Regions from separate parts of the Homo sapiens genome. Here region 1 is linked to region 2. A link is a loop called in an ENCODE intact Hi-C map of the cell type or tissue named here. Cell type or tissue: chondrocyte. All regions are shown on one strand. Links, peaks and the distances in the headings refer to the core of each region. The heading gives the core; the rest is flanking DNA.

Evidence for each region. A loop is a pair of places that touch in the nucleus more often than their neighbours do. Peaks named below come from ENCODE experiments on the same cell type or tissue, not always from the same donor. Only the 100,000 strongest peaks of a DNase experiment are listed, where the experiment ranks them.
Region 1: it touches region 2 in a loop (3-fold over the local background); 1 of 110 quality-filtered maps calls a loop at or near these places.

What each region holds. Positions count from the first base shown.
Region 1 is chr7:33,777,801-33,793,062 of GRCh38, forward strand. No RefSeq gene overlaps it. Among named protein-coding and RNA genes, the nearest start is that of FLJ20712, 59 kb to the left of the region's middle. In chondrocyte, for the core only: no CTCF peak of the experiment used is centred there; no DNase peak of the experiment used is centred there.
Region 2 is chr7:33,715,934-33,731,195 of GRCh38, forward strand. FLJ20712 (a long non-coding RNA gene) reads left to right here and starts at 10,048. Exons shown (of 2, transcript NR_165282.1): 1 at 10,048-10,176; 2 at 11,595-12,671. In chondrocyte, for the core only: no CTCF peak of the experiment used is centred there; a DNase peak (open chromatin) is centred at 6,618.

The DNA of each region.
Region 1 (15,262 bases), core at 5,149-10,148, 63 kb after region 2:
CACAAACACACACGAAGGAAATCTAAAAGTTAGCAGCTGCTTGCTCTGACTTTAGAGATTATGAATGATTTTAAAAAGTATGTTTCTTTATCTTGTATATACTTTTTGATTTTTTTACGCCAACCATGGGTTGTTTCATAATCAGAAAAAGAACATAAACTTGGATAAATGTCCATCTACTTGGAAAAGCCAAAGAGAGAGAACAGAAGCCAGGAGAAGAGGGCTCAGACTTTGTTCTTTTATAACTCACTAAATAACATTAGACTGGGCTACTTCATTCATAAAAATCTATAAAATGGGAAACAGACCACTTACTTTCCATACATCCCAGGGCTTTTATGAAGATTTAATAAATTAATCTATGTTAGAGCAATTCTTAAATTATCTGTGGGAAGGACTAGTTTGTTTCTTTCCTTTTTTAAAAAATAAATTAAAGTCTGTAGTTATTTCTGTTTCCTTAGGTTTTTACCAAATGTCCTTTGTCTGTTCCAGGATTCCCTCCAGGACACCACATTGCATTTTCTCATCATGTATCTGTAGCTCCTCTTGGCTGTGACTGTTTCTCAGACTTGCCTCTTTTTTGATGACCTTGACGGTTTTGAAGAGTACTGGTCAAGTATTTTGTAGAATGCTCCATTGTTGGAGTTTGTGTGATTTTTTTTTTTTTTTTTTTTTGGTCATACGAATGGAATTGGCTGGGTGCAGGCATAATGGCTCACACCTGTAAATCCAGTGCTCTGGGAGGCTGAGGCAGGAGGGATGCTTGAGGCCAAGAGTTCAAGAAAAGCCTGGGCAACATAGCAAGGGCCTGTCTCAACAAAAATAAATTTTAAAAATTAGCCAGGCTTGCTGGTGTGCACCTGTATTCCCAGTTACTTAGGAGACTGAGGATGGAGGATTGCTTGAGCCCAGGAGCTTGAGGTTGCAGTGAGCTATGATTGTGCCACTGTACTCCAGCCTGGGCAACAGAGCAAGACCCTGTCTCTAACATTAAAAAAACTGGAATTAAGGGTTATTAGCAGGAACACTACAGAGGTAAAGTGACATTTTTATTACATCATATTTAACGGCACAAACTATCAGCATGACTGTTGATGTTGACCTTGATCACCTAGCTGCAGTATTTGTTTCTTTTTTATTTCCATTTTACATAAGGTCCAATTGTGTACAACATAGTTGATGCGACAAACAACTCACCATGCAAGCTCAAACAAACGAGGTCCCTAGTCACTTGCTTGGAGGTTTTGGCCATGTCAAATTGCCATAGAGTTTCTAAATGCTTACTTTCAACTTTCCTAGTTACCTTAACACAGACCGGGAACAATGCACAGACAGGCCTGGGGCTGTGGCCACACTCTGAGTGGCATTGCACTAATGCACACATCACAGAAGGTTTCCATAAATAATTTTAAATCAAACGAGATGATTCAGAAACAAAAGGTAAATTTGGTTGGAATCTTGAAATTATAGCAGTCAGGGTGCGAAGAGGTATTGGTGAGAATCCTTGGAATCCCTTGTCCTGCAGATGCGGAAGCTGAGTCTTGGGACATGTGAGACTTGGGTGCCACATGGGAACTCAGCAGCAAGCTGACACTAAGCCCAGGTCTCCTGTCCCCACCAGGGGTCTTCCCACCATCTGCTGCTAATCAGAATCATTTCAGGTCCCCCACGAGGAAGAGCAGGGAAGAGCTCAGTGTAGGGGGAAGGGGGAGGGGGCTTAAATCTACAGCAAAGCTCAATTTCTCCCCGACTTTCTAACCTCTCACTACCCCATTAAAACTTAAATGAACAGCTGAGAAATCCAAAATGTTTGAGGAGAGGCAGAGGGGCTTACTTGGATGTAACTGGGATTCTGATAATTGGGGGTAATTTACGCTTTCGGGATAAATAAGTTAGTCTCCCTTTGGCACAATTCCATCTGTTCTGTCCCACTCAGAGAGAATGAAATCCAGGGCTGAGGATGGAAAACGAATTAGTAAGTGACAGGATCCTCCTTCTCTCCTCCCCATCCACTTCTACTTCCCCAGGAGAAAAAAAAGAGAGAGAGAGAGAGAGACAGAATGGAGATATGGGTGAAGGCCTAGAGAAACAAGAAATCAGGAAACATAGAAGAGGTTTACTCATTTGACTCCTTTTTGTATGGAAATGTATTTAGGATTAAATTAGACATGACATTTAGTAGACTCCCAGTGGAAAAATATTTTCTTATGATAGCTGAAGGGGCTCTGGGAAAATGGATGGTGAGAGTCCTTGATGGAACAGCCTGGCAACCGGGCATGGCCTGGCCAGGCTACGGTGGGAAGATCACGTCACACAAAGCAGTGGCCAAGGGAATTCTGGGCCACCTGCTTCTTGGTCACCCTGTGCTTACTTTTCTGTAATTGTGAAGGTTTCAGGTTGAGAAGGGAAAGGTGGCATAAGAAGGTGATGTTATCTGACTGAGGATCACCCCTAGTTCACAACCCTCTCTGGTTGCTCACTGATCCTCCCTGTGGCACACAGGGTGCCCCCAACCTGGACCCAGCTGCCCTGGTGCCTCACTGCTCTCCCCTCACCTCCCTTCACACCTCTTTCAACCTCCTCTCTTTTGCACATGCTCTTTCTCTATCCTGGAGAGCCTCCCTCATCATTAGCTGCTGAAATCCTTTTTTTTTTTTTTTTTTTTTTTTTTTAAGGCAGGGTCTTGCTCTGTTACCCAGGCTGGAGTGCAGTGGTGCAATCACAGCTCATTGCAGCCTCAATGCCCTGGGCTCAAGTGATCCTCCTGCCTTGGACCCCCAAAGTGCTGGGACTATAGGCATGAGCCACTGTGCCCAGCCCCCATTCATTGTTGAAGTTCCAGCTGAAACATTACTTACTGTGAGAAGCCTAAGCCAAAACAGGCTAAATTAATAGCCCCATCCCACCCCTGGTGCCTACTGAACTGAATGTGTCTTTAGTCCAGCACTTCTAATACTGCTTTTAACATTCATTACATACATACAAGTATCTGTGGAGCACTACTGTGTGTGCCAGGCACAGTGGTAAGGGCTTTACATAACTTTTTAGGATAATTCTCACCAGGATCTGTCAACAGCCACCATCACCCCCCTTCTACAGGCAGGAAGTAGGGTCCCTGAGAGACCCAGCAGTTTGCTTAGAGTGATAGGATCTGTAGAGGAGGGATTTCAACCCAGGGTGCTTTACTGTTGAGCCTTCTCCCTTCTCCCAGCTAAACTGCCTTAACCACCTCCAGCTCTGTGGATTATCCGCCTATCTAACTCCATCTGCAGCCCCCACCCTCAGCTGCAGCCTCTTGGGAGTAGAATACCCCCAAGGTTGACCTCTGGGTCCCCCTTGGCCTCACCCCATAGAGGGAGCTGGGGATGATCTGTTAACTAATGTCAAATCGATGCTTGAGCTTTCTTATGAAATTGCATGGCAGTAAAACCTTTGGCTCCAAAGACTGTAGCCAATACTACATGCATAAAAATAGTCTAGCCGTCAGGAAAATCCACAGTTGAGTGTTAGTGGCTAGCACATGATTTCCTTGACACTCAGGGCTTTTGTGGTTGAAAACAGGGGCTTTTGAGTGCCAGCGGAGCCTTTTTCTTAAAGACTAAACCTAAATAACATCAGTGCTATTCAACACAAGGCTTGAAACTTCTGACATCACTTGTTCACCCCTGGTCTGGGCAGCTCTGTGTTAGGTCAAAATCACAACCAAGCAGCTGACACAGCTTCTGCATATCCAGGGGTGCATTTGGGAGCCACTGGTTGCCTCTTTCTGTTCCCTCTTGCCCAGGGACAAGCCACAGCTCCCAGACTTTTGAAGTAACTTAAAGAATGGAAATGTGTGCCTAAAAAAAGAAATTCAAACAAATGTTTTTTAAAAAAGATTTTTATTTGTGTATGTGTGTGTGTGTGTGTGTGACTATGTGTTTATCTCATCAGCTTTTATTGAGTCTCTTTATGCAGGCTTCCTTGGCAAAGAAGTGAAGGTCTTTGAGGCAAGGATTCATGGGGTCCTGGGGCCAGAAGGACCCTCGCCATCAGAAGCAGATTCAAAGATTCAAAGACCTTACCTCTGAAAGGTATTTCTTGACTATTCTCACACATTTCACTTTCCTCATGATGTTACCGAGCTTTCTCCACCCCAAAATCCCACTGGGATTTTAAGTGGAGTTATGTTACATTCATAATTTAATTTGGAGAACTGGCCTCTTGTCAACACTGTGTCTTCCCACTTAAGAACATTGCGTGCCTTTCCATTTATTCATGTTCCTAAGTCAGATTTTATGTTTGTCTTCATGCAGGACTTTATTTCTTTAACTATTTTTCTCAAGGTTTTGTATTATTGTGGCTGTAGTTGGGATTAATGTTGAATTTATACATGTACACCCCAACTGCTTTTAAAAAGGGGATTCCCGAAATTAGGAGGATAGACTAAATTCTTGCTTCAGGGTTTCAGTCTTCATGGCTGTGTGCTTATGGGCAATAGGGGCCTGGTACCTTGCAGGAATTGGGGATCATGAGAGGGATCAGTAATTAGAGGGTCCTTAATCATCAAAGTCAAGGTAAGTCTGTATCAGGTACTTCCCAAAACTCAGTGCCTTCAACAGTCATTTATTGTTGAGCATACATCTGCAGCTTGGCCTCAGTTCAGCTCATCTAGTCTGGGCTTGGCTGGCGTCTTCTGCTTTAGGCTGTGGCCGCTGGGGTTGCAATGGGCTTGCTGTGCTTCTCACTTCAGTTCTATGCAAGATGGTACAAGTGGTCAGGTGGCACTTAGAGTCTCTTAAGTTCTGAACATAGATTTGGTACACGATCACCTCTGCAAGTCACATGGCTGAACTCAAAGCCATGGGGAAGTGTGGTGGCTTTAGCTAAGCTGAAACTGTGTTTCCAAGAATGTCCCTCTCTTTATGGGTGTGAAGTAGGGTTGGCTGAAAGAGAAATTTGCAAAAGATCTGGAAAGCAGAAGTCAAGCTATGGTCATATCTATGCAGTTGCGATCACCGGCGAGGACCTGCTGGCTCGCCTTGTTGGCACAGGGGCAGCAGTCAGCTCACAACCTCCTTTAGCTCCCACCTGGTCTCCTTCAGCTTCCTCAAATTGTGGGTGGTGTTCAAGGGCCACTCCATGGAGAAATGAACGAGCTTTTCTGTCATTCTGTGTGAATGTTGGAGGCTTGGAGGCAGTGAGACAACCATGTGGCATCTAGCTCATCCTGTGGCCTCTGGTTTACCACTGCTCTTCCTCGCTTCACATCCAGCTTTCCTTCCTGTCTGCCAGTGCTCGGGTCTAGCACCAGACGCAAGGACAACATCCTGAAATGGGCTGCTTACCCCACTCCCAAGATTACATAAGGTCTGATCTCTGTAAGAAATCCAGTATGCCCCTCACCATGATTCTGCTTCTTTGATTGAACCCTACCAATGCAGGCAGGGAGGTGCACCCAGCCACAGTGAGGCTAGAGCAAGGGAGCAGTGAATGATGGGAACCAGTACTTCTCTCTACTGTGATTATGACATTGTCCTTACAATGACAGGCATGCATATACAAACCCTTGCTGAATATTTTTTGTAAGGTTTAAGGCAAATGGGTTTCCAATTCACTTTCAGAACACAGCAGGTCTAATAATCAATAACTCCCACATTGGTTAACTACAGATTTACCTCTGCTGCACTGCCCTTTTTTTTTTTTTTTTTTTTTTTTGAGATGGAGTCTTGCTCTATCACCCAGGCTGGAGTGCAGTGGCGCAATCTTGGCTCACTGAAAACTCTGTCTCCGGGTTCATGCCATTCTCCTGTCTCAGCCCCCTGAGTAGCTGGGACTATAGGCGCCCGCCACCGTGCCTGGCTAATTTTTTGTGTTTTTAGTAGAGATGGGGTTTCACTGTGTTAATCAGGATGGTCTCGATCTCCTGACCTGGTGATCCGCCTGCCTCGGCCTCCCAGAGTGCTGGGATTACAGGCGTGAGCCACCGTGCCTGGCCTGCACTACCCATTTTAAGTGATCTGAGTGACCCCTCAAGAGAAGTTGCCAATACTGTATTTCATTATAAAGGGATTTTTAAAAAGTAGGCTGTCTTTTCCATCAAAGCATTCTAACAAATGCTCTTCCAACAAAATTATGTATAGTAATTAAATTTCTAAGGTCTAAATCCTGACCCAGTTACTTCAAGGAATATTTGATAGAGTAATAGGGTAGAATAATTAAACAACTCTGGTCTCTTTAGAGTTCTTTTTAACAGGATTTGAGCTTTAGTATAAATAATTTCTTCTTTCATTTGCCTACCACCATCCTGGATTTCCCATTTCTGACAGGTCCAAGCTGTGAGCTTAAGTAACACTTTAAATTTGAATTTCCTAAGAAGTCTTTTGTGCCTTTATTTTTTCTTAAAACAATTTTGGCTTGCTTGGCCTGGGACACTGGCTTTGGGGCTTTGGGAGAGATAAGACACTTCAGTGTTTTCCTGACAGCTGAACTAAAGAAAACCTCTTACACACACGTCATCTGATTTGTTTCATGTCATTTTGATCACTCCTTCTGACAGTTCCGATCTAATTTTTCTTTCAAAAAAGGGTATCAATTTCAAGGTTTAGAGTTCTTAGGATTTAGAATCCGTGATTGAAAGAGTGAAATTTAATCTTGAATCAAGGTTAGGGAATATGAGCAAGGTTCGCAGGTTTCTTCTCGATAGAAGACTCTTGTGACCACTATTTATTATGGTAATGCTTTGTTATTATAAACCTCCCATGAATAATATTTTGGGGAACTACCACACAACAAGGCACACATTATAACCCCTGGTTTGGGGGTTGGGTGATATCAACGAACTGAGAAGCACAATTATCTCATGGTTATGCATGTCTATGAAGTGTGTTAATACTTTTGTTTTTTACAACTTGTAGAATATTTTCATTGTAGGTGAAGCATCAGACACATTTTTATTCAAAGGAAGAGAAATAAAATGAAAGTTGTGTCTGCTGTGTGTTCTGAATGATACCCTGGTGGCCCCAATCCTCTAAGCTGGGGGCTAATTCCCCACTGCGCGTCTCATGGGCGCCAGGACAGGATACTTTCATGTTTGTGTCGTGGTACATGACATCCATGATATCCATGGCACAAAAGGAGTCCTTATTTGGAAATAGTGATCAGCCAGTTTGAAAAGGAGGGTTTGATGGTGTGCCTGTAGTAGATATTGTTTCAGGTCAATTTAGTCAAACATTTCAGTAAAGTGTAATGTTTGTTTGGTGCCCTAGAAAGTGAGTTGTCGTGCCGCTGGCATTTGCTTCTTTGCCAGAGGTGTTAAGGCCATGTAGACATGGCTCTAGCGTAGACATCTAGGATGACACTGGGGAAAGCAAGCAAAACTAGCAATGATTAAGTACTTAATAAGTGCCAGGTGGTTTACTTAAGGTATCTCTTTTAATTTTCACGACAGCCTATCAGGCTGATATTACTGTCCGTGTTTTGCAGAGGTGAGGGAACTTCAGTTCAGATAATTTAAATGAATTGCCTTCATTGTTAGAGATGGCGAAGCAGATATTGAAAGCAGGGTCTGCTTGATTCTGTGGCTTACACACATTTCCATTAAGCCAGCATTTACCCACGTGTGCTTAGAATGAAGTCCTCTGGATGATGTGTAGAAAAGGGAAGGGGAAGGAGGGACTGTGATCAAATGCATGCCAAAAATGTTAGATTAAAGACCTACTCAGGAGGCTGAGGTGGAAGGATCACTTGAAGACAGGAGTTCGAGACCAGCCTGGTGTTATAACAAGACCCTATCTGTAAAATATATCCATATATACTTTTAACTTACTGCAGGACCTCTCAGAGCTTTCAATATAACACTATGCAGTATTTCCTAAATCTGTTTGACCTGCAAATCCCTTTATTCCCAAAAGGAGATAATAATAGTAGGCTCCTCACAAAGCTATTTGCCCCTCAAATGCCAGCCTGATGTTCTTCCACATCTGCCTGAAACATCCTCAGTAGATGTGTCTGAATTGAACCCGGAAGGAAGCTTTCTTCTTTTTCTTTCTGCCACTTCGGTATGGTTGTGTGGCCATTTTGCTGTGGAAAGAGAGAGAGTAAGCAAACCTGAATTTGTATCCAAAGCGGGTGGGCATGCAAATCCACTATTTTGCTTGTGTTTTCATTGTGAGTGTGAGTACTCGTCTGGCCATTTGTGCATGGACAGCATGCCTACTCTCAGTCTTCTGTCCCAAGTTGGTGTGGAAGGTAGGTGCCCACATGGATAATGATGCTACAATATGATGTCAGTGGTGGCAGAGAGATGCATGCCAGGATGCAGTGGCACCACAGAGGAATGAGGGACTGTATTGGAGAGGGGAAGGAGGAGCAGGAGAAGAGAGGAGGAGGGAGTGTCTGGGCCTTAGAAATGGGGTAGGATTAAGTCACATGTAGGAGAAAAAGCAGGCACTTTTTGTGAAGGGGACGGCATGAGACAAGGTCTGGAAAGTGAGGCAGCATGATCTATCTAAGGAAGCAGAAGCAGTTCCAGCAGTGGCTGGAACATGAAGTAAGGGGCAGAGAGTGGTGAGAGCTCAGGCTGCTGAGATGGATGGAGGTCAGGCCAGCCTTGTAAAACCTTGTATGCTATTGAAGAAATGAGATTTATCCTGTAGTATAATGGATGACTTGGTGGGGTTTGAAAGAAACACATGTTGGGGCCAGATCTGGGTTTTGACAAGTTCACTCTGAAAAAGACACAGCCCATCTCTAGGCACAACCCCAGATACAAGGACGCCAGTTCTGAAGCAGGCAAGGTAAGAGAAGCTGTCACCCGCACTAAGGTGGTGCCAGTGGTGATGGAGGGAAGAAACAAATTTGTTTCATATCTCTAAGAACAAATCATGATGGGGGATTGAGTGGATTTGAGGAATGGAGAAGAGAGAGAACAATTACTTCAGCTAGAGCTAGACTGGAAATGAGGGGCACGCCTGTCCATGTTGATCTTTTGTATTAAAAGGTCTGAGATGATTCCAAATATGAAGTGCCTTTGCTCATATTCTTAGAGTCTTGATCATTTGCTTCCTGCTGAGGCCTGGAGAAAGTTGCCTGGGCAGCCTGGGACGAGGTCTGAAGTTGGACCTGCATGCTAAATAGTCAACAACTCAACTTGGGATGCAGAAAAGCCACTGAGTATGATGTAAGACCTGGTCCCAATTTCCACTTGAACCATGTCCTGGCATTGCTACCTTAAACTAGCTTTGCAAGTTTTAATGTCCTCATCTGCCGAACTGGAGCTAGCCTCTGCTCTGAAGCACACGTGTGAGGGTCATCTGCATTCAGAATTTCTCTCTCCGTGTTGACCAGGATTGATGCAGCTGATCTGTTTACCGCCACGTGACTCTCCTCTGTGGACCAGAGCTCCCAGTTCCTGCTTGTCTGAGAGGGAGATGGGATAGGAGCCAAACTCAGGGCAGCACCCAGAAGAGTCACATTTGGGTTTCCTAAGCTTGGCAGACTATTGGTTCACAATCAATCCAGACTTTCTTGAAAACAAAGGCCCCTTTGCCCCCAACCAGAAGTAAATAACAGGTTGTGGCAGAAATTCTCTCTCCTTGGCTGATGGTTCTATCATCTCAAATTTGTATCCATTATCTCCTAGGAGAGCTTGCTAAAGGCTGAGCCATATGGGGCCTACGATGTCCTCGGTAAGATTTCTAAATGAATCTTTAATGCCAGGAGAACCTGGAGTGACCTGTTGTTTCTACAACATGTAAGCACTCCTCTCTAATGAAGTTGAACATTTCCCTTTCGGGCTTGCTAAATTGTGGAAAATAAATATGAAAGAGCTTTTAAGATGCCTCCTAATCCTAGGGTGCACAACCGCCCTTTTGTTTACCTTAATGTAATAGGATCATTATCTAGGTGCCCCATTTGGATGAAGCCTTGAAAAACATACTAACCTGTTGACTTTGTTAATAGTAATTTAGGAAAACCTCTTGGGCTCCAAACCCAGCTTTTTACAGCCAAGTGTACCCTTGTTTTCTATGTTGACTGTCATTGCAGATTTGTGTAAACATAGCTGAATGGTGACTATGCTGCTTTTTGGGGCCAGCAGTGTTTGTTGGTGGAGATTGTTTTTTATCTGCAGGGTCTGTAAAAGGTGGAGTTTTGGGTGTCTGTTGACCTTGATTTGCAAAAGGGAAGGACTTACCTCTATATTTTATGGTCCAATAACAGACTGCAGTGCTCAATTACATGGGGGGATTAATAGCGGGTTAATTGATATCCCTTTCCAAGTGTGTGTTGCTGGTGAAACAGAATAATCAGTGGCTCTCCACCCCAACTCTGACAGTCTCACTCCCCAGAGCCCCCACAACCGCCAAAAGGGAGTTCTGTGCCTCTTTTCTCACTGACCTGCGGCCTGCCTACATCTGCCCAATTAGAGCCATGAAGGCTGTGACCCACCCACCACTTTCCTGGTTCCATTCAGCAGACCCACCCTCTTTGCCTTCGGAAGGCATGATGGATTGGTTTGAAACAAAACCATCTCGTTCCCAAACTGAAAGGTTCCTTTTTACGTTTGGGAACAACTCGAAACCGCTGGAGAAAATCATGTGCCAATTATGTCTAAACTCCTTTACCACAAGGTATAAAGGAAGCCATAATTCGGGGGCTTATGTTTGATTGAATTCATCTGTTTCCATTTTGTAACTGGAGAGGAGGGAGAATCCACAGCGGTGGACAGTTGATAGAAGGCAGCTTCTATTCCCGGCAAAAGAAGGGGTGGCCCTGTCGCTTCACTCCCTCAGAGCAGGCTTTGTGGGTGCAAAGAATCCCAAGAAACTCCTGGACTGGGAGGGAGGTCAGCCTTGTGCACGGCAGTGCCAGACTCTTCCAGAACCATAGACGTAAAAGAGGAGGAACCATGTCAATGTTTTGTCAATTATTCAGCCAAGAACAACACCCTTCAACTGGGAAATACCCCACTCCCCCACCCAGGAGGGGATTTACACTGATGGGTCTGTGTTCGCCAGCAGCTGACAGGTCAGACTTCACCCTTCACATCCCTAAGCGTGTTGGTGCTCATTAGGTGAAAAATGAGATGCATTGTTAACACTGGCTTTCCTTTCCTGCTTGGCAGTGTGACATTAGGGGACACTGAAACCTCAAATTGCCTCCAAGAAATGTGCTCGAGGATAACCGTGCATTATTGTGGAGAGGGAAGATTCAGTCAGGGAAAGAATAAAGGTCCCTTCACTGTCACTCCCATCTGTCATTAATGAAAGACGGGCTTGTTGAGGAGCATAGTAGATTAACTGATATTCCCCACCAAATGTGTGCTGCTAGTGGCCACAGATGCTTGGATGCTTTGGTTGGAAGTGAGACAAGCTTGGGTTGCAATCTCAGCTTTTCCACTCAGCTGGTAGCATGACTTTTGGCTCCTCTTGGAGACTCACTCTCCTCATCCGTAAAATGGTGAAACCTATGTTATTGGGCTGCTATAATATGAACAATATTTGAGAATCTCGCAGCATAGTAACATAATAAACGGGAATCATGGGCCATCCCTTTCTCTTCTGGGACTCTTGTTTCCTGAGAACATCTCCATGGTCCCCGTATCCTCAATTTTAAACTCTCTGTAATGGACCAGGAGGATTCCTTGGCATATAGTAGGGAACAGCCACACTCAGAGGCTGCCATCAAGCCTTTTCTAGATATTTTTGTATTCTCCTGAGACCCACTTGGGTCATGCGCTTCTATTTTGGCAACTGTGATAACTGGCTCTCTTCATCCCTCCCTCATTCACTATTTTCTTTTAATTTTTAAAATATGAAAATATGTTTCCCCAGCTGAAAATGCATTGCTTAGGTCCTCTCTCGATTACCCATGGACTAGGACTGAAGGCTTATGTTTTATGTGTGACACAGACCCTTGTGCCTTCCTTGCCTTCTACTCATCTCTAGTCTGTTATTAATCCAATTCTGCAAATATTTAATGATAGCTAAGCAGTTTATATGGATGAGCTAATTTAATTTTCTTGACTACTTTATTGTTATTCCTTTGTTACTGAGAAGGACAGAGGACACAGAGTTATTAAGTAACTTTTCTGAGCTAATCCAGTTCATAAGTGGTGGAGGTAGGATTTGAACCCAGGCAGTTGGATTCCAGAGCATTAAGAACTGAGCCTTTATGTACCAGGTGTTCCTTTACCCCATTAGGAGAGATTGCACAAATAAGGGCCAAAATCGTGAGGCTCACATCAGACAAACCAAATGACTTAGTCATAAATGGTGAGAGCGGAACAGGAAATGCAACGTGCTGTTCAGACGCAACTGGGGGACTTCCTGCTGCAATTAATCCAGGCCTGTTCCCTGCTTCGTTCTCATGGTCATTGAGACTGGAGTGCACTCTACTCTCAGAAGGAATCGACTCCCAGTTTCTCCTGTGTAAATTTTACTTTGTTTCAAATAAACAACAACAAAAAATTTAAAACCACCATAGCTCCTCAGGACAAGTCACTCCTGACATTCTAAAATAAACTCGGTTACAAACTGCCTGCCTCTCCATGGTGAAAATTGTATTCAATAGTTATCAAGATTTGTGCTCGAGCAATCGCTCCTCCTGCTTCTGTGGAGTCTTATAATTGTGTTTTTGTTCATGATTTATGCCATGACCACACATCTGACATAGTTTTCCTGTTATTTGTTTCAGGCACCAGAATCTCTCAAGCTTTCCCTCGGCTTGAGACATAATGGCTCTATTTTGCTTTTAGGATTTTCACCTCTTGGGGCATTCAGACTTTCCTGGGCTTGCTTGATGATTTCAATGCCATTTTTCTCTTGAGGCGAACTCTTGGACTTTCTGCATAGCCCTTCACCTCCACCTGTGTTGTGAGCAGAAGTAGCCCTTTCTCCATGGAGCAGATGGAGCCTTTTTAGAGGCTCACTCCTTTCAGCATTTCCAGGGTAATTTGTCTTTGCGGGATGGGTAATGAAGGGGTCTTAGAGACTGAACAGCACGGTAATTTGGTCCTTTCCAGACAAGGATGATCTTATCAGGGGTTGACTATCCATGCTGCTGAGACTGAGACGGTGGGGCTCTGACAATATTTGGTTTTGAAATGCTTGGAAGTCAGCAAACCCCAGCACTCTGGCTCCCTTCAATGCAGCTGACCTAATCTTACCCTGATGTGAGCCATTTTAATTCATCGAGGTTCCGCTAATGATCCTGGCGATTTACATTGTTGTCATTCTTGAGCATTATTATGCTTTCAGAGAAAGGGATCAGGCTTGTGGAGACATTTTCCTCTAAATGCTTCCTTTAAGGACACTGCTCACCCTAGAAGGGAGAGAGATGAAACAAAAGAGGGTCTTCTGTAAGACAGCCAAGGTATCTCCTAGGAACTCCGGGAAGAATGGTGTCTATTGTACTCACGTGGCATTTTGATATCTGTCTTTCCATATCTCTGGTACTGAACCGTAAGAGCAATGACTGGGTCTGTGGGAATTTTTAGGGTACCCTCATGATCGAACCTGGCTTGAACTGGTATGATTCTCCAAAGCAGGATCCCCTTAATTGATTTCCAACCACCCCAGAGATGGGGCAGACACTCTGCAAAGCGCTTAGATCCAGAGAGGGTACTATGAAGGGAAACTCGACAGGCCTGGTGGTTATTTGAAGACTTAGAGGAAAATGAGCACAATAAATGGGAAGATAGAGACTCTGACAGCTGCCGAAGAAGGGAGAAGGTTTGCTCTGGCCAGGTGGTTAAAAAATATCACGAATGGCTGGTATAATTTAACACTGATTGTACATCTACTATATAGCAGGCTCTGCTAAAATAAAGGCAGTGACAATTTTTTTTAGGGGCTTGAGTCAATAAGCCCCCATCAACTTTCACTTGAATTTTGCAATAATCCCCTAACTGGTCTCCTTGCTTCCATTCTCCCCCTCCCAATCCCAATCTGTTATCAACAGAACAGCTAGAGTGATCCCATGAAAATGCACATTCGGATCATATCACACCTCTGCCCCACACCCTCCAAGGGCTCTCCACGTCTCTCGGAGTAAAAGTCTCTACAGTGGTCTATAAGGCTGCACAAGATTGCTCCCCTGATACCCCCCACCCCCCAGCCCAACACAAATTCTCATTTGCCTACTGAGACCCAGATCCCATACATCTCCTCCTGGAAGAGGACCCTGGATCTCTGTGCACCCCTTAACTCTTTGTGTCTCAGTTTTAGCACTTAACATACTATAATTTGATTTTTGTCCTTCTGTGTTCCCCACTGGTTATTGAATTTCTTGCTAAAGGAACCATGTTTTACTTAGCGCAAAATCATCCCTGAGACCAAGTGCTCAGTAAGTCATTGTTGAATGAATGAACAAATAAATAAGCATGTGAGTGACTGAGTGCCTCCTCTACATTGGCATGCCTGTGGCCTTGGTTGTGTTATGTGGAAACCAGCAGATAGAAGCCACTGTTAATGGTTCACGCTGCATCTTGCATTCCATGGATGCCCAATAGCTGCATCCAGTAGCTATTCATTTTCCTGCATTAAGAGTGACCTAGGTTCTGATGGTAGTTCCATTCCTGGCCCCTGGAGAAGTGACATGGGGCCAGATGATCCTTCCTGGCTTCCTCAGTCCCCAGGGCAGGCCCCTGAGAGGATAGGAGGGCAGAGGAAAACACCTCTGGAGTCGGTGCTGGGCCCAGACCCTCCCTCCTGCTCTGGTGGAGCCCAGTTTCCGCTTTGTAGCCTGGCCCCCACTCCTGCTGCAACATCAGTGTAAATATTGTTCTTTCAAACAGTACACTGTGGTGGGACAGGGAAGGAAAAACCATCACCAGGGGATATGTGTGTCTGCTTTGCCTTTTGCAGAAGATAAAATTTAGTCTGGGCAGAGCCAGCTTTGCAGTCTGTTGTACCCTGCTCCAGGGCAGAGTGCTGTGCTGGAGGCTCTTGGGGTGGCCCCTACACCTCCTCACCCCTCTTGCCATATGCACTGGTGGCACCTACTGTGGGTCAGGTCTTCCTTGGGGGCAGGTATATGGTGGGTTCCTGCCACTGAAGAGTTTCAAAAAATTATAGGGGGAAAAGCCATTTGCTCATGGCACACTGCCCAGGTGGGTTAATCCGATCCCTCAGAAAGCGCTCTTCCTGTACAACTTGTAATTAATACAGAGTGCTCACAGCCCCAGGAGGCTATGAGGCCAAACTACTCAGTAGGTTTCAAAAAGCAAGCTGTTGTCCATGCCTAAGAGTAGCAACTTTCTTTAGACAAGTTGGGAGTAAGG
Region 2 (15,262 bases), core at 4,117-9,116:
TGCAAAACTGACCATCTCCAGTTCACCCCTCTGATATCTTCCTATGATTTCCAGACTTATATTTAGGAAGACCAAGGCTGGTCCTTTTCTGTTAGAAGTCACCTGTCTGAAAAAATTCTAGCTACCAAAATTGGTCATCGGCTAAGTTCATTTTCACCTTGGAGCCATTGTAAATCTTCACCTTGTCCTATTGCCTTCGAACCACTCTCTGACATTATGATCCTCATTGATTTGTTCCCTTGTTTGTTGACTGCCCCATGAGAGCTTCATAAGAGGTAGACTTTGCCTTGTTCTCTGCTATTCCCTAGTTTACAATTGAAGGGCCAGACACGGGACAGGTGTATAATAATGTTTGTGAATAAATGTGTTAGTGAATTCTATCTTCAATACAGAAAAGAGATTTGTAAAAGCTCTCCCCAAAAGACTGGATTTAAGTAAATATAAATAGAGCTTGCCAAATAAATAGAGTGAAGGGAAACCATTCCAGGGCTTGGACTTAGAAAGCCTGAGTCAGAACTTCAGCTCTGCCTCTTACTGTCTTGGTATCTGTAGGAACTGATCTAATTTCTTTGCCAAAGTCATCTCATTTGCAACATCACCTTCTTCACAAGATAACTGTGATGCTCAAGTAAGTCAGTTTGTGTGAATGTACTTTGTAAGACACTAAAGTGCTGTATAAATCTAAGGGATTCTTATTGCCATGGTTATCACCTCCTCCTTCTCTCTCCTGCTTCCCTCCTTCTCCTTCATCATCATTTTCACCATCATCATGACCATCTGCACCCTTGGAAGGATAAAAAGCATCCAGGCAACTGCAAATATGAAATCTTGGCATTCTTATGACATTCCAGCCAGTAGAGGGCAACAGTTCCTACCTGCTAAGTACAATGTCTTTAAACATCAAGTTGAAATATGCATGGCAACTTATGATCATTTATATGTCTTTATTTTTAAAGGAAACACGCTCATCCACCCTAATCATTCTTCCATTCAGCAATTCCTTCCCAGTATTTTTGTTCAGTACATTGCCTTAGCACAAACCTCTTAGAAATGTCTGGCTGCTGTGAAAGAAAGTGATTTTATTTACTTATTATTTCAATGGGATTTGCATTCTTGTCCTCCCTTCCTGGTTGCCTGGGTGAGATGCAGTGCAAAATTTGGCTCAGGAGTGATGATACAAGCATGCTTCTCTTTTCTTGACACTGGCATTAGAAGATAGTGTAATTGCTTGTGTTTGATTAGGTTCTCTGAGAATTCTGTCACTCTTTGAGGTGATTCCTATATTCCCTCCTTGCTAGACTGTCGCTGTGTGTATTTCACCCTAGGACTGGTGGAGAGAGTTGTTAAGCTGACCTCTGGAGTCTATCTGGTACAGTCTGACTTCCCCACAGTGTGTATCAGCAGGCAGGTCATTGGTGTAGGGACAGACAGACTGGGAAGTTGCTGAGGCACTTTACTCCAGAAAGTAAGGGCAGCTGGGTTTTTTTCTTTTCTGTCTCTGGTTCTTGAATCAGGATGGATTTTTGATATACTGCTTAACCCTGCTGCCAGGGGACCCACCAGGGTAAAGCAGCACCCACACCTCAGGATAAGCAGAAAGAAAGAGATACACAAGGTAGCCCAGTTTTTTCCATTTAACAAAAGCCAGCTGGGGAATAATCAAATATTAACATTTGCTTACTCACTTTAAAGAGGATGGTGTTTGTTTCATCACAGGGTAGAGAGGGGTGGCTGTGCCGTCCTGGAATGCTTTTTTTTTTTGAGATGGAGACTCACTCTGTTGCCAGGCTGGAGTGCAGTGGCGTGATCTCGGCTCACTGCAACCTCCATCTCCTGGGTTCAATCAATTCTCCTGCCTCAGCCTCCCGAGTAGCTGGGATTACAGGCATGTGCCGCCACACCTGGCTAATTTTTTTGTCTTTTTAGTAGAGATGAGGTTTCACCATATTGGTCAGGCTGGTCTCGAACTCCTGACCTTGTGATCCGCCCACCTTGGCCTCCCAAAGTGCTGGGATTACAGGCATGAGCCACCGCACTCGGCCAATACTTCTTTTTTTGATGGAACTCTATTAACCTTAGCTTCACACCAGCCCCTTTTATTAAGGAGAACACCATGATATTTAAACAAGAATGTTTACACATTTGAGTATCAGTCATTCACTCACTTATCCCATGTCTATAGAAAGCCTACTATACCCTGGAGTTAGAGATTCAAAATGAGAAAAAACCAGGACCCTTCCTTGGAATAACTCCCAGTCTCTGGGGGATACCAATGTAGGTCATTAATGTTTACAGAGGAGTAGGTGGTGTAACCCAGCCAAGAGCACAGGGCCATGGCAGCTCAGTGGAAACGGTGGTTTGCTCTACCAGCCAGAGGCTTCTAAGGAAACACCATTGGAGCTGTGTCTATGCAGTATGAGGCATGTTTTGGGGTGAATTTTTATCTTGTTTTACTCCCTAAACAATCTTGGATCATATCTATAGGAATGCTGACTGGGAAGGATACAGTAAATTCTGATTATCATTCCCCATCCAAGTCTCACCCAGTTTCACCTGGTGTACGTTGTGATTAGGTTTGGCAGTAGCGAGTTCGTGACCACGTTGTGACGTGCTGGCATATACTTCCTGAGAGTTAAGGATGGGAAGCCAGATCTTTACTTTAGGGCACCTTTGGGAAAATGCCAGCTTGGCCAAGCCGAGAAATAACAAACTTTTTTTTTTTTTTTAAGTAGAGACCATACTCACTTCTCCCCAGGACAGGGCATGCCTCTTAATATTTTGCCATGATGGCTTTGGGGCCACTAAGAAAAAGTGCTGATGTAGGGAGAGGACACTGCAAGCTTCAGATCGAAGGGGCCCTGCCCCAGGGAAAAAACCTCAACTTTTCCACTGAAGCTCTATGTGACTGTAGGTCATTTATCTTGACTTCTCTGGAGCCATAATGTCCTGTATACTGATTTGGTCCTTTTGCAAAGCATCGCCTTCTCAGTGATGATTCCCAGGATATCTCTAAGAAAGTTTTAAAGGCAAAGGCCTTCTTGCACCTTGCATCCTCTGTAACTCTGAGCCTGCTCTGCGGAGTAGTGGGTATTGGGCTGCTACTCCTTGGTGGGGAAAGCAAACAGGCTGACACATCAGCAGAGTGACCAAAGCTGCATACCCTCCAAGATGTGATCCAGCCTGGAGCAGAGCCTGGCCCCAGGGACTGCACAGCCCACACTCCTAGGCTTGGAACATTTCAGACTCATGCTGACTTGGCTCTGGAGCTGGCTGTAGCCAGCTGGGACACTGAACCATTTGCTTGTTCTGTTGACAGCCCAGAAGAACTGGAGCCCTTTGCCTGTGGGTGAAGTCTAAATTTAGCCCCAAAGAAGTTGCCTTCCCATTTTGCTGGAGAAAAGCTCTTTTCACGGGAATGGGCCTCTGCTTTGATTAAGTGGGAGGACCCACATCTGGGAATACATAAACTTTATTGTCCTTGGATGACAAAACGGTTTCCTTGCCTACTGGTTTTCCGCCTTTTTAGCCTGGGGTGTGATCATCTGTGCTTATGACTGTGTTGGCCGGGGCAAGTCATTTGGCTGTGGCCAGGGCTCCCGATCCTGAGCCTAAGCTGGAGTCAACACCTGGGGATGTTGTCTTGTCCCCACTTCACCTCCTGAGGCCCAGCTCTGTAAGTGCAGATGTGACAGAGAGCAGGAGTCTGGGTCTCTGTGAATGATCCTGGGAGAACATGAGGCCCAGGTTTGTACCCCTTTGGACCAGATCCTGGTATGGCAGGAGGCCTGAAACATCCCAGGGCTTTTCTGTAAGGCTTCAGGGTCCAAGGTCCCAGTGCACACCCTGAGCCCATGCTAGAGTGAACACAAGAGTTCCATCTTGAAAAGACACCAGCCCTAAGGGGTTCATTGGGAAAGGCTTCTAGAACCCCTCCTGGCCCAGAATAGGCCCCTTCAGTGATTCCTCGCCCTAGAACCCCCCTGCCATTTTCATCTTGTTTGAATACTTTGGGGAGTTGTTGAGTGAATATTCTCTTAAAAGTCAGTTCTCCTAGGGCACGTTCAGATCCCTTTGGATCAATGTTTCCTTTGTTGTTCAATGATGCAGGATCTGGTTACCTTGTCCATGTAAGAACTTCTGAAATGTAAGGCAAAGAGCACTGGACCTGGATTCAGAACAACTGGGTTGCTGGGTGGTCTGGCTTTATTGCTTATTAGTGGTATGACATTGGGCAAGGTACCTTCTCCAAGCATCTGTTTCCTTGTCTGGAAAATGGCAGTAATAAGACCATATTCACAGCTTTGCTGTCAGCAACAAGTGAGAAGATGTTACACATTTTCAAATGCTCTTTGTAAAAGTAGATTGCATTCTCTACTAAGTAATCTTGGCTGGTAGCAAATGTTTGCTTGGATTTAACTAGTTCCTTCCACCGCATGGAAATCTCTTTTCTCTCAAAGAGTACCCTAAAGGACACTGGGCGCTTATTAGATCAAGGGAACTCCTGCTTTGTTTGGACCTTCTGTTTCCACTTTTGTTTTCTCTCTTGAATCTCACTTTGTTTTCCGAAGAATGATGGTGAGGCGGATCAAGATGTCATAACCTTTTGGATTGGTTCAGCAGATGTTTTGCTCAATATCCATAAGCAGATTCTATCTGGCCTATCTTTATAGTTCAGTTTCTTGATCTGTAGAATGGATACCACACCCATAAGCAGGTCTTGAGAAATGATGTAGTGGGAACTCAGAAAGGCAAACTGTAATCATTTCAATGCTGTGGTCATTATACAAGTCTAGCATATTTTCTGATCAGAACCTAGCATTTGGCCATGTTTCCATGCTCTTCTGCACAACACTCAACAGTAAATATGCAGTATCAAGTTTTCCCATTTAATAAGAATTCATGGGATAGAAAGCAATTAGGCTAGGTCTAAAAGAAATTAGGCTCTGGCCAAGGAAGAATTGGAGGGATACCCTCTTGCTGTAATTTTCCAGGATGCCCTGGACATCCCCAGAAGTCATTAGTATGGAAAGATCTCAGGAACATTTTATAAGCTAGTAAAACATGCTTGAGGGGTGATAGATTCTTTAGAATTTATCTGCATGGCTGACGTCACCCTCTCAGCACAGGGAGCCAAACTGTCTCGATGTCTGTGGCCCGTTTCTGAAATTATTTCCCAGTAGTTAATCCCAAGTGACCCTTAAGCCCACTTCCCTGTCAGAAAGTGTTGGTTTGCAATGAGAAGTGGCCCTTTCTGGGCCAATGAGGCTCCTCCTTCCAGCTGAAATAGAAGGGAAATTGATGGCTTCTCTGGCTGAGGACTTCTCCCCTGCAGACCCATGTCTGGACTGCCCAAGCTTCCTAGTTTAAGTCTCTTTGTCTCAGCTAGTTGTAGTGACTGCCACCCTCACTAGCTGTACCCCTGCACAGGGGGCTGGCATGATTTTTGGCTCCCTGCTTACAGGACTGGAATGTGGTTTCCTTCAGCAGTAGACAGGGAAGCAGCTTGATGTCTCTAGAAGCTTGTTTAGTCTCCAGCTTTGTGGTAGTTGACGATGTCACATCATCTTTTCTAAGTTTTAGTTACTGCAAAATGGTGTTTATTTTTATTTGGGGATTTGGAGGGAAAAGAGAGGGCAAGGAAGAGGGAAACCAATGAATATTTACTGAGCACTTACTATACACCAGGCACTGTGCTTAAACATTTTAATGTACATGATCACTTAGTTCTTAAAACAACTCTCTAAGCTAGGACATTACAAATCTCATGTTATGGATCTGGAAACTAAGGTTTGGAGAGAGAAAAATAAAATGAAGAGTTATGCCATGCAATAGACTGAATGTGTATGTCCCTACAAAATGCATATGTTGAAACCCTAACCCCAAAACTGATAGTATTAGGAGGTGCAGTCTTTGGGAGGTGATTAGGTCATGAGGAAGAAGCCTTCATGATTGGGCTTTATAAAGGGAACGATCTTACCCCTTCTACGGTGGGAGGACAAAGCAGACAGGTGCCTTCTATGAATCAGAAAAGAGGCCCTTATCAGACATGGAACTGGCCAGTGCTTTGGCCTTGAACTTCCCAGCTTCCAGAACTATGAGAAATAAGTTTCTGTTGTTTATAAGCCACCCAGCTTATGGTATGTTGTTACAGCAGCCTGAATGAGCTAAGGCATATGGCTTTGCTTGGATAGGGGGTTGGCTTCTCAATAGAGGTGGTGTCATGTTGTGCTGGGAAGATCGGGACAATGATTCCAATGGCACAGTACCAGGGACCCACTGAGATCCTACTTGACAGGTCCAGTCCTATCAAGAGGCCAACGTGAGGCAACCTAAAAGCATGATGGGGTTTTCTAGGCAAACCACTCTCCCACTTAACCCCGTTGCCCCAAACATTGCCATTCCTCGCCTCTGTGACAGGGTGACTCTTCAGAGACCAGCGGCTGTCAGAAGCCGCTATAGATCCCCGGTGCTGGGAGCCAGCAGTGTTCCCAGATCTTTATGTTGTCCAGACCAGCCTCAGCAACCAGGCCCCGCTCTCCAGCTGCCCAAGCCCTGGGGGTGACTCATCTGGCTCCTGACACTGTGCATCAGCATGCCCTTCTGCCTGCTGCTGCCCCAGTGTGACCACAGCTGCCTCAGGGGATGGCGGAGGCTGGCTCCTGACCCAGGCTGCTGGCAGGGAGTGTCCTGGAGGCTGCGCGCTCAGCCGGCACGTCCCCCTCATTCCGCCAGCCCTGCCCACCTTCCTCGCCTGCAGCTCAATCCCCATGACTAAGGGTGTGGAAGAGGATTCCTTTTTCCACAAGCCCATGACTGAGCTGGGACAGGAGGGATCTGCAGTCCCCCTTCACTCAGAGACAGCAAAGATTTTTATCCCCCAGAGACAAGAATCCCCTGGCTGTGAAGTGGTAAGCCTGGGGAGCGGCTGCCGCCACCTGTCCTCAGGGAAGGTCTGCCACTCTCCGACCTGCTGTTGACCTGAACTCCAGGGACAGCCACTCCCCTGCCATTTGCTCCTGCAGAGAGTGGGACGGATGACGTCATGGCATTTTTGGAGTGCTGAAGTGAAGTTTTGACAAATTCCAAGGGACATCAAAGTGCTGAACAACAGCCAATACATCATAGCCTGTCACCAGGGCCCCCACCCCTGATTATCACATTAAATCAGCCGGTGGGCACATTTCAGCTGAAACTCAACAGACGCCTACTGGAACTCACAGTTTCTCCTTCCAGAGTTCAACAAATATGGCAATGGTTACATTTTAAAATCTGTGTTTTCTATTCTACATTCAGTCTCTCTCACACACACACACACACACACACACACACACACACACACACACACCATGTTACTAACTAAAAAACAGAAGCATGCTGCTAGAGAATACCTGATAACTGGGATTATGACATGCAGTAGAATAGAATGCTGATTTGGATTCTAATCCTAGCTCTGCCACTTAATAGCTCGATATCTTTAGCAAGTTAGTTAACACCTCTGAGCCTCAATTTTCTGAGGGTAAAATAAGCATAATAACGTTTCTATTTCCAAAATTGTGAGCATTGGTTGGGAGAGCAGTTCAACCTTAGTTCTTGCCTGGTAACTGTGGACAATGTTTTCTAGTCATAAAGTTTTGTATTTATTTCTTGATGTGTTTATTGTATGTTCCTTTTTGAACATAAGAAAGATAAGACATTATTTTCTCCTCCAGGTTTGCCGAGAAGTGCTTGTGGGTGAGCTGAGGGTAGGGCATCTGTGGCTCAGTTTTCAGGCTATGGAGGAAATATCTGCTGGGCTGCTATTTCCCTGCATAAGTTCTCATTGCGGGAGGGAGCAGAAGGTAATTTCAGAAAGAGCTTGTGCTGATCTTTCGAACTGTTTCTCCCAAATTCTGGAGTATCCAAAGAAAGCAGGGTTATCTGCCAGAATGTATCAGAAAGATAGCAGGCATGTGAATTCTACATTAACTATAGGGCATAAGAAATTTCATGTTTCTTTTATTACTTTAAGCTAAATTTGATATGCCACTGTAGCCATCCTGCCAGGATGGTAGGAAATTCAGTTGCAGACTTTCCTGAAATGCCCCTTCCTCTCAGTTCCTGTGGCCACTCGCCCAGATCGTTTGGATAGAGTCCTCTGGTCTTCGGTCCACAGGGGTGACTACTGATGTGCTCATCTGCTAAGTCCTCATGCTCCTGGGAGGCTGGTGGCTCCACCATTCCTTGGCAGAGCTTTGCCATTGCTACGATTTCTCCCTGAGGCCCTGTCACCTCCCGAGGGTTGCCAGAGAAGGAGAGCCTCCACACCTGGGATCACAGCTCCCTTCCCTTCCAGTCCCGGGGAGACACTAGAATCCTTTGAAGGTTCCCTTTTCTATCAGGACTGTCTCCTTCTCCACCTTTTGGAGAAGATGAAGGGTAATCTCCCTTGAGAGAGCCTGTGGAGACACAATGATGGCCTCTGTTCTTTAGGAATGGGGAAAAGATAAGTTATCTAGGTTAACTGGGATTAACTAATTCTGTTACTGAGCTGGGTGACAAGATGGGATTGGGGAATTTGTTTGGGGACTCAGTGAGGACATGCAGGAGACAGATTCAAAGAATCACATGTGAAATGGACAGGGCTCTGATCCCTCTAAAATATCTGTTGCTTTCCTTCTTCCACTTCGACCCCTATCCCCCATAATTCTTCTGTCTTTTTTTGGAGACAGAATCTTGTTCTGTCACCAGCCTGGAGTGCAGTGGAGCGATCTTGGCTCACTGCAACCTCTGTCTCCTGGGTTCAAGAGATTCTCCTGCCTCAGCCTCCCGAATAGCTGGGACTACAGGTGTGTGCCACCACGCCCAGCTAATTTTTGTATTTTTAGTAGAGACGGGGTTTCACCAGGTTGGCCAGGATGGTCTCGATCTGTGGACCTCGTGATCTGCCTGCCTCAGCCTCCCAAAGTGCTGGGATTACAGGCGTGAGCCACTGCTCCCAGCCAATTCTTCTATCTTTAAAAGGTAACCCAGGTTGGGAGGGAAGGCTGGGAGCACAGCAGAAGACAGAACTGCTTTGTTGAGCCCCAGAACCGGCAGCGGATACTCCCTGCCAATCACATGGCACTCACCTCTTTGTGTAAATTTAGAAGGTGCTTGCCCAGGAACAATCTGGCTTGACTGTCACAGCCATCCTGCAAGGTAAGTGGGGCAGTCGTTAACCCCATTTTCCAGATAAGGAAGCTGAGGCTCACATTGATTAAAAGACTTGCCCAAAGTAACCAAGCTGTTGAGGGGCAAAGCAGCAGGACATAGCATCCAGGTCTCTTGACTTTTGCTTCAAGAGCCCACAGCCACACTCGGTGCTTAGATGAGGCTTTGGCTTATCAGTGATTTGTGATGTTTGCCTTTTGCCAAAGAGGGGGATGGCTGAAGAGCTAGTGCCCTGACATTCTGGACTCTTGCCAGTAGATTTTGTCTGACTCTTGCTCTGATGCTATTCTTTGTTATTTTCAGGAAGGGGAGCTAGATGTAGAATACATTTCTTTTTCTTGGTAACGTGAACAGCAAGAAGCAAGTAGAGTACATTTCTTATGAGAGAATATGCTCGGGACTTTGATTCATATCTGGTGGGTCCCAAAAGACCAGGGTACTGCAGATTTAAGACCATGTTGCAAATTCGGCATGCATTCAATAGGACTACCTTAGTGAGGGGAGTAATTTTATAAAATTATCAATTCAGTCTCAAAGAATAATAGCAGGAAATGTATTTCTGACTATTTAGAAGTGACTCATTGTGGGACTGTTTGAAAACTATATTATTTTTATCAGTAAATAGAATTGCCTATAGTCAATGTTATCTCTTCACATCCAGGGATTCTAAGATCCGGTTACCCATTTCCCTCAAAACAGCAGATAGCAAAGCCAGGGAAATGAAAACCCACCAAACCTTCTGCAAGGCTGACACCACCCCTAAACCCCACTGCAAACTGATAACACCACACCCTCCTCTGCAAAATAACAGAGGGGCAGATAAGATGAAAATTTTCATTCCAATTAGCAATCATTTCCAGTCAGTGAAACGGCAGAATCAGAAGAGGTTCCACAACCAGAAAATCTTGGCTGGAATTTCACCATCAGGAATAAAACAGAAAAACTAAAAGAGTGCCCCAGATAGCCTTTCTTAGGGGCCTGTGTCAGGTAAGTGCTTTTGAATATTTAAAACAAAGGATGGCTAAGAGTTCTGCAGTCATTTTCCAGTTAAATATCAGATGGTATAAAATATTTTTATAGAAAGTACAGGCCAGGTGCGATGGCTCACACCTGTAATCCCCACACTTTGGGAGACCGAGGTGGGCAGATCACTTGAGGCCAGGTGTTCAAGACCAGTCTGGCTAACATGGCGAAACCCCGTCTCTACTGAAAATACAAAAATTAGCCTGGCGTGGTGATGCACACCAATAATCCCAGCTAGGTCAGGAGGCTGAGGCATGAGAATCGCTTGAACCCGGGAGGTGGAGGTTGCAGTGAGATGAGATCGAACCACTGCACCTCCAGCCTGGGCGACATAGTGACACTGTATCTCAAAAAGAAAAAGAATTCATAATCCACTTTTCATTAGCTGGTATTTGGCCTTACCAAGGTGAAGCATGAAAATGAAATTCTATCTGTATCAGCCAGATTTTCTCAGACACATGTATTCACTGCATGACGGACCCTGGTTTCCAAATTGTTAAGCATACCAGACTCTAGTGAATGCCCTTCCGAAAGGGCCATCATGCAGCAGGCCTTCCCATCGGAGAGCCATGGTCCCAGCCAAGGCAGCTTTCAGGGGTTGCTCCACCACTCTAGGGAGGCGGCCCAGATCTGTCTCTCCCAAACAGTGTCTGGGTTTGACACTTCCTGAGAAAGCAGAGATTGTTCCCTTTGTATGCCATGGCTCTGGAATGCAGCTCTTCCTGTAAGGAAGACAATGGTCTTTATGGGAAGGCTAGGACTTGAAGGAGGTAAGATTTGAACGGCAGAGCTGGGTGCTAGCTTTCCTGCTGAGGGAAATGGTGGGCACAGAACCCCCGCGGTGGGCAAGCTGGGGTGTGGGTGTGCCTGTGGGCTGGCAGGTGACTCTGCCCGGAGCATCGCAGGGGTGGGGAAGAGATCAAGGAGGTAAGAAAGGTAGTCTAGGGGGAGGGGCCCAGAGTTTTGAACACCAGACTTAGGAATCTGGGACATACGTACTGGCCTTTGCCATTCAAAGTGTGGTCCTGGGACCAACAGCATCCTTGGACTTGAAAGCTTGTTAGACACGCAGAAGCCCGGGCTCACCCCAGGCCTGCTGAATCACAACCTGCATTTTAACAAGACCCCCAGGAAATTTCTATCCTCCTTCAAGCACTGCTCTAGGCTAAGAGGAAGCAAGAACAATTTTTAGAGCTGGGGATAAAGTGATGGGAGGAGTGTTTGGGAATGAGGCCACTAGAGTGCTTAGAGAACACTCACTTGGGAGCCCCACAACAATGCAGGCGTGAGTGAAGGAGGGGGGTGGGGGGCTGCGAGGGAGACAGGTTTTCCCCACAAGCCACAAGGCCCGAGGCACGCCTCCTGCCCTGCCTCCACCTCAGGTCGCAGGAATCTTGTTGGTGATCCATCCAGATGTTGTGTGTTCTGGAAGTGGACATCGCGGCTCTGTGTTTTTGAAGTCAGATCTCATTGCTGTGGTTTCTATGCCTGACCCCCCGAAGTTCTTGCTCCTGTTGCCACAGGGAGCCGGGAGAGCACAGAGCGCTGCTCCCGGTGCCCTGCAGCCACACAAACATGCTCCTGCTCCTGGCGGAGGCAGAGCTGCTGGGAAAGACATTTCGGAAGTTTCCTGTGGCTGCAACAAATTGTTCAAATCTGCACTGGAGCACCGCTGTGACCTGTCTTTCTCCATCTTAGGGCAAACAGCTCCTGAAACTGGAAACTCCCCAGCACCTCCTCACCCTACCCCTCAGGCTCTCCTTGTGGGGGTGGGGCAGGGGGAGTTGTCTGGAATGCCTGGCCTCTCTGTCCAAGCATGGCAGCCTTGCCCCATGGGTGGTGCAGACTCAGTTTCCCATGCACCTTGCCCCAGGGAGGAGGTAGGGGTTCCTTCCATAGAGATGGTGAAGAATAAGGGAGGTAGTGATCGTCTCTGGGATCCAGTTAGATCTGCGTTTGCAGGCAGAAAGAGGCTGGGGCACATGGAGAGAGTGATCAACTGGAAGATTCTAGGGTCCTCAATTTTGAAAGGTGACATGATACCCTGGAAAGGGCATGAACTTAGTTGTCAGTTCGTCCTTGCCTTTTCCAATCAATGCTGTGTGGCCACGGCAAATTAATGAACATCTCTGAGTTTCGGTCTCCTGTCTAAAATGAGGTGATAATAGCTTCTTGAAGGTTGTAAGGCCCCAAACATGCTGCCTGGCACATAGATGGCTAATCAATATTTTCCTACCCTTCCCTTCCTTCCCTTCTCTGGAGTTGCTACCTGTCTTCTCCTGGGGCCTTGCAAATAAACTTCTGAATTAAATAGTTCCTGCCTGGTAATTTGTATCAACTGAGGGAAGACAAGTCTGGAATATTACTTTTTTTTTTTTTTTTCAGACGGAGTCTCGCTGTCGCCCATTTTGAGATTGAGGGCTACACTTAAAAATAAATGTAACCATTGGCTGAAACCAGACCGCTTTCTGGAAGGGAGTCTTTTGGGGCTTCCTTCAATGAACAGACAGGAGTGTAATTAGTTATTTGATAGCAAATGGGTTCTCTCAGGACATAAATACAATTTAAAGCAGTTTGTTCTAGTGTCTACAGTTTCAACATTGCCCGTTGCATTCATGTTTCTACTCTTAACTTGCCAAGTAAACCCATAGTTTGTTAGTTCCAACACTAATCTCTGATCAGTCCCATTTATTCTAAATTTGTTTTCACATAATGGCTTCCACAACTCAAGGTATTTTCTATTCTTTGCTCTCTGGAGACTGAGAGGTTATCAGTTGTGGAAAGCCTTCCAGGAAGTTTTCCTCTAATGTAGTCCTGGGGAATACAGAAGCCGCCTCGAATGAATGGTCGGACTCACCTTTTCCCAGGACCATAAAAATATATATTTTTGTTTCCTACCCTAAACACAGTGTAACTCACTCCTTGTTTTTCCTGGGAGATTGTGGTAACACGGAGAGGCCTGGGGGGTCTCTGGGATAAAGCAGCTTGTAAAACGACTATGGGGGGATTCCAGATCTGACTTAATCAACATTTCTCAAGATCCGTAGACCAATAAAACTGTTTGCTTTCTTACCACAGTTCCACCGGCTGATTTATTTCTCTTACTTGGCTGAAGCTGTCACTGCTCAAAGCAGTTCATTTGTCAGGTCGAGAGAATTACAATTCACAGGACCTCTTGCTAGTGCTATCTCAGTTTATAAATTTCACGAATCACAATTTATTGCGGTGCACCCCACAGAGTCTCCTATTAATAAATTGTGGCTCATCAGCAAAAGCACGTGTCTATGGCTCCCTTGGATATAGGCTTAGGGTCCTGGAGCGGCCGCACAAGCTGCATGTGGCCAACACACAAACGTAGCTGGGCCGGCTCCCGCAGCCTCTGTCTGAGTCTCCCTCTACTTGCAATGACTCTCTGCGTGGCCTGGTTTCTTGTTTTCACCTCTGCAGGGATGCCATGTAAAGGAGGCCAGACACCACCTGTGTATGTTTGTGTTGTGGTGGGGAGGGCCGGGCCATAGGAAGAACTTAATTCCTTCCAAAATCTACAGATTTTCCTCTAATAGATTTCATCAACCTGTGGGCACAAACAGAATTGCATTAATAATGCAAACCTTTTGTTCACTGACTCTTTTCCTTCCCAGCCACCAGCACTTCAGCTAGAGCTTTCTGGAAGTCCTTGGGGTTTTTCACATGCTCTCGGAAGTGAGGCCAGTAGTGTCTTGCCCAAGTAGTCAGGTCGGCTCCTCCAAGGCATTTTCCATTTCCTTCCTTCCCCCTGTGCTGGCCTCTTCTGCTGGGTGTGTGCAGTTCCCATGGGGCTTGCTATGTCTTCCACTCTCTCTGTCTGCTACTGACACCTAAGTCCCGACTAGGGGCTGCACTTTGTTCCCCCAAATCCATAAGTGAAATCCTAGCCCTCAGTACCTCAGAGTGTGACTGTATTTGCAGAGATGGCCTTTAACATGTAATTAAGTTAAAAGGAGGTTGTTAGGCTGGGCCTTAATCCCATATAACTGATGTTCTTATAAGGAGAGGAAATTTGGGCCCAGACACACACAAAGGGAAAGATCATATGAAGACACAGGGAGAAGACGCTCACCTGCTAGCCAGGGACAGGGGCCTCAGAAGGAACCAACCCTACCTTGGAAGAAGTTGACACCCTGATCTCAGACGTCCAGCCTTCAGAATGGTGAGAAAATATATTTCTGTTGTGGAAGTCACACAGTCTGGTACTTTGTCATGGTCATCCCAGGAAATGATTACAATCCACTACCAAGAAATGTCTGGCACCTTCATGACGACCAAGCTGGATGTCAAGTCAGGGATGACAGCTTGCAGCTTCTGCTGATGTTTGCCCTCGGAGAGGAGCCCCCAAACCCTGCTGTTTGTGCCGATGTCATTCAGTGTTTGTGGAGTAGCCCAGGGGTCTCCAACCCCGGGACCATGTATCGGTACCAGTCTGTGGTCTGTGGCCTGTTAGGAACAGCAGGAAGTGAGTGGCGGGTGAGCGAGCCTTACTGCCTGAGCTCCGTCTCCTCCAGATCAGCTCACCTGCCCCATTAGATTCTCATAGGAGTGCGAATCCTACTGTGAACTGTGCATGTGAGGGATCTAGGGTGCATGCTCCTTATGAGAGTCTAATGTCTAATGATCTGAGGTGGAACAGTTTCATCCAGAAACCATTGCCCCCTTCCCCCCTAGTCTGGAAAAATTGTTGCCTTCCCTCCCTGCATGTGCCCTGTGCCCTAGTATCTCTGGAGTCATTTTCCCAGAAGCTATCATGACTTTTAGTTAGAGTGAGAGGCTGGGGTCACTCAGGGCACCCGGGAATCACAGTGATCCTATGTAGTGGGAGCTGGATCCGTGGAGGAGATGGACACTGACTGAAGATTCCACTCCAGGCTGAGAGAGGAGAGAGGAAGTTCCCTGGCTGCTCTCTTCCTCCCACCCTCAGACTCTTGTCAGTGTCTCCTTGGCTGAGCCCTGCTGGGATCTGGGGCAGCTGGGGAAACACAGCCTTCAGGGGTCAGCCCCTGCCATAGACAGCAGA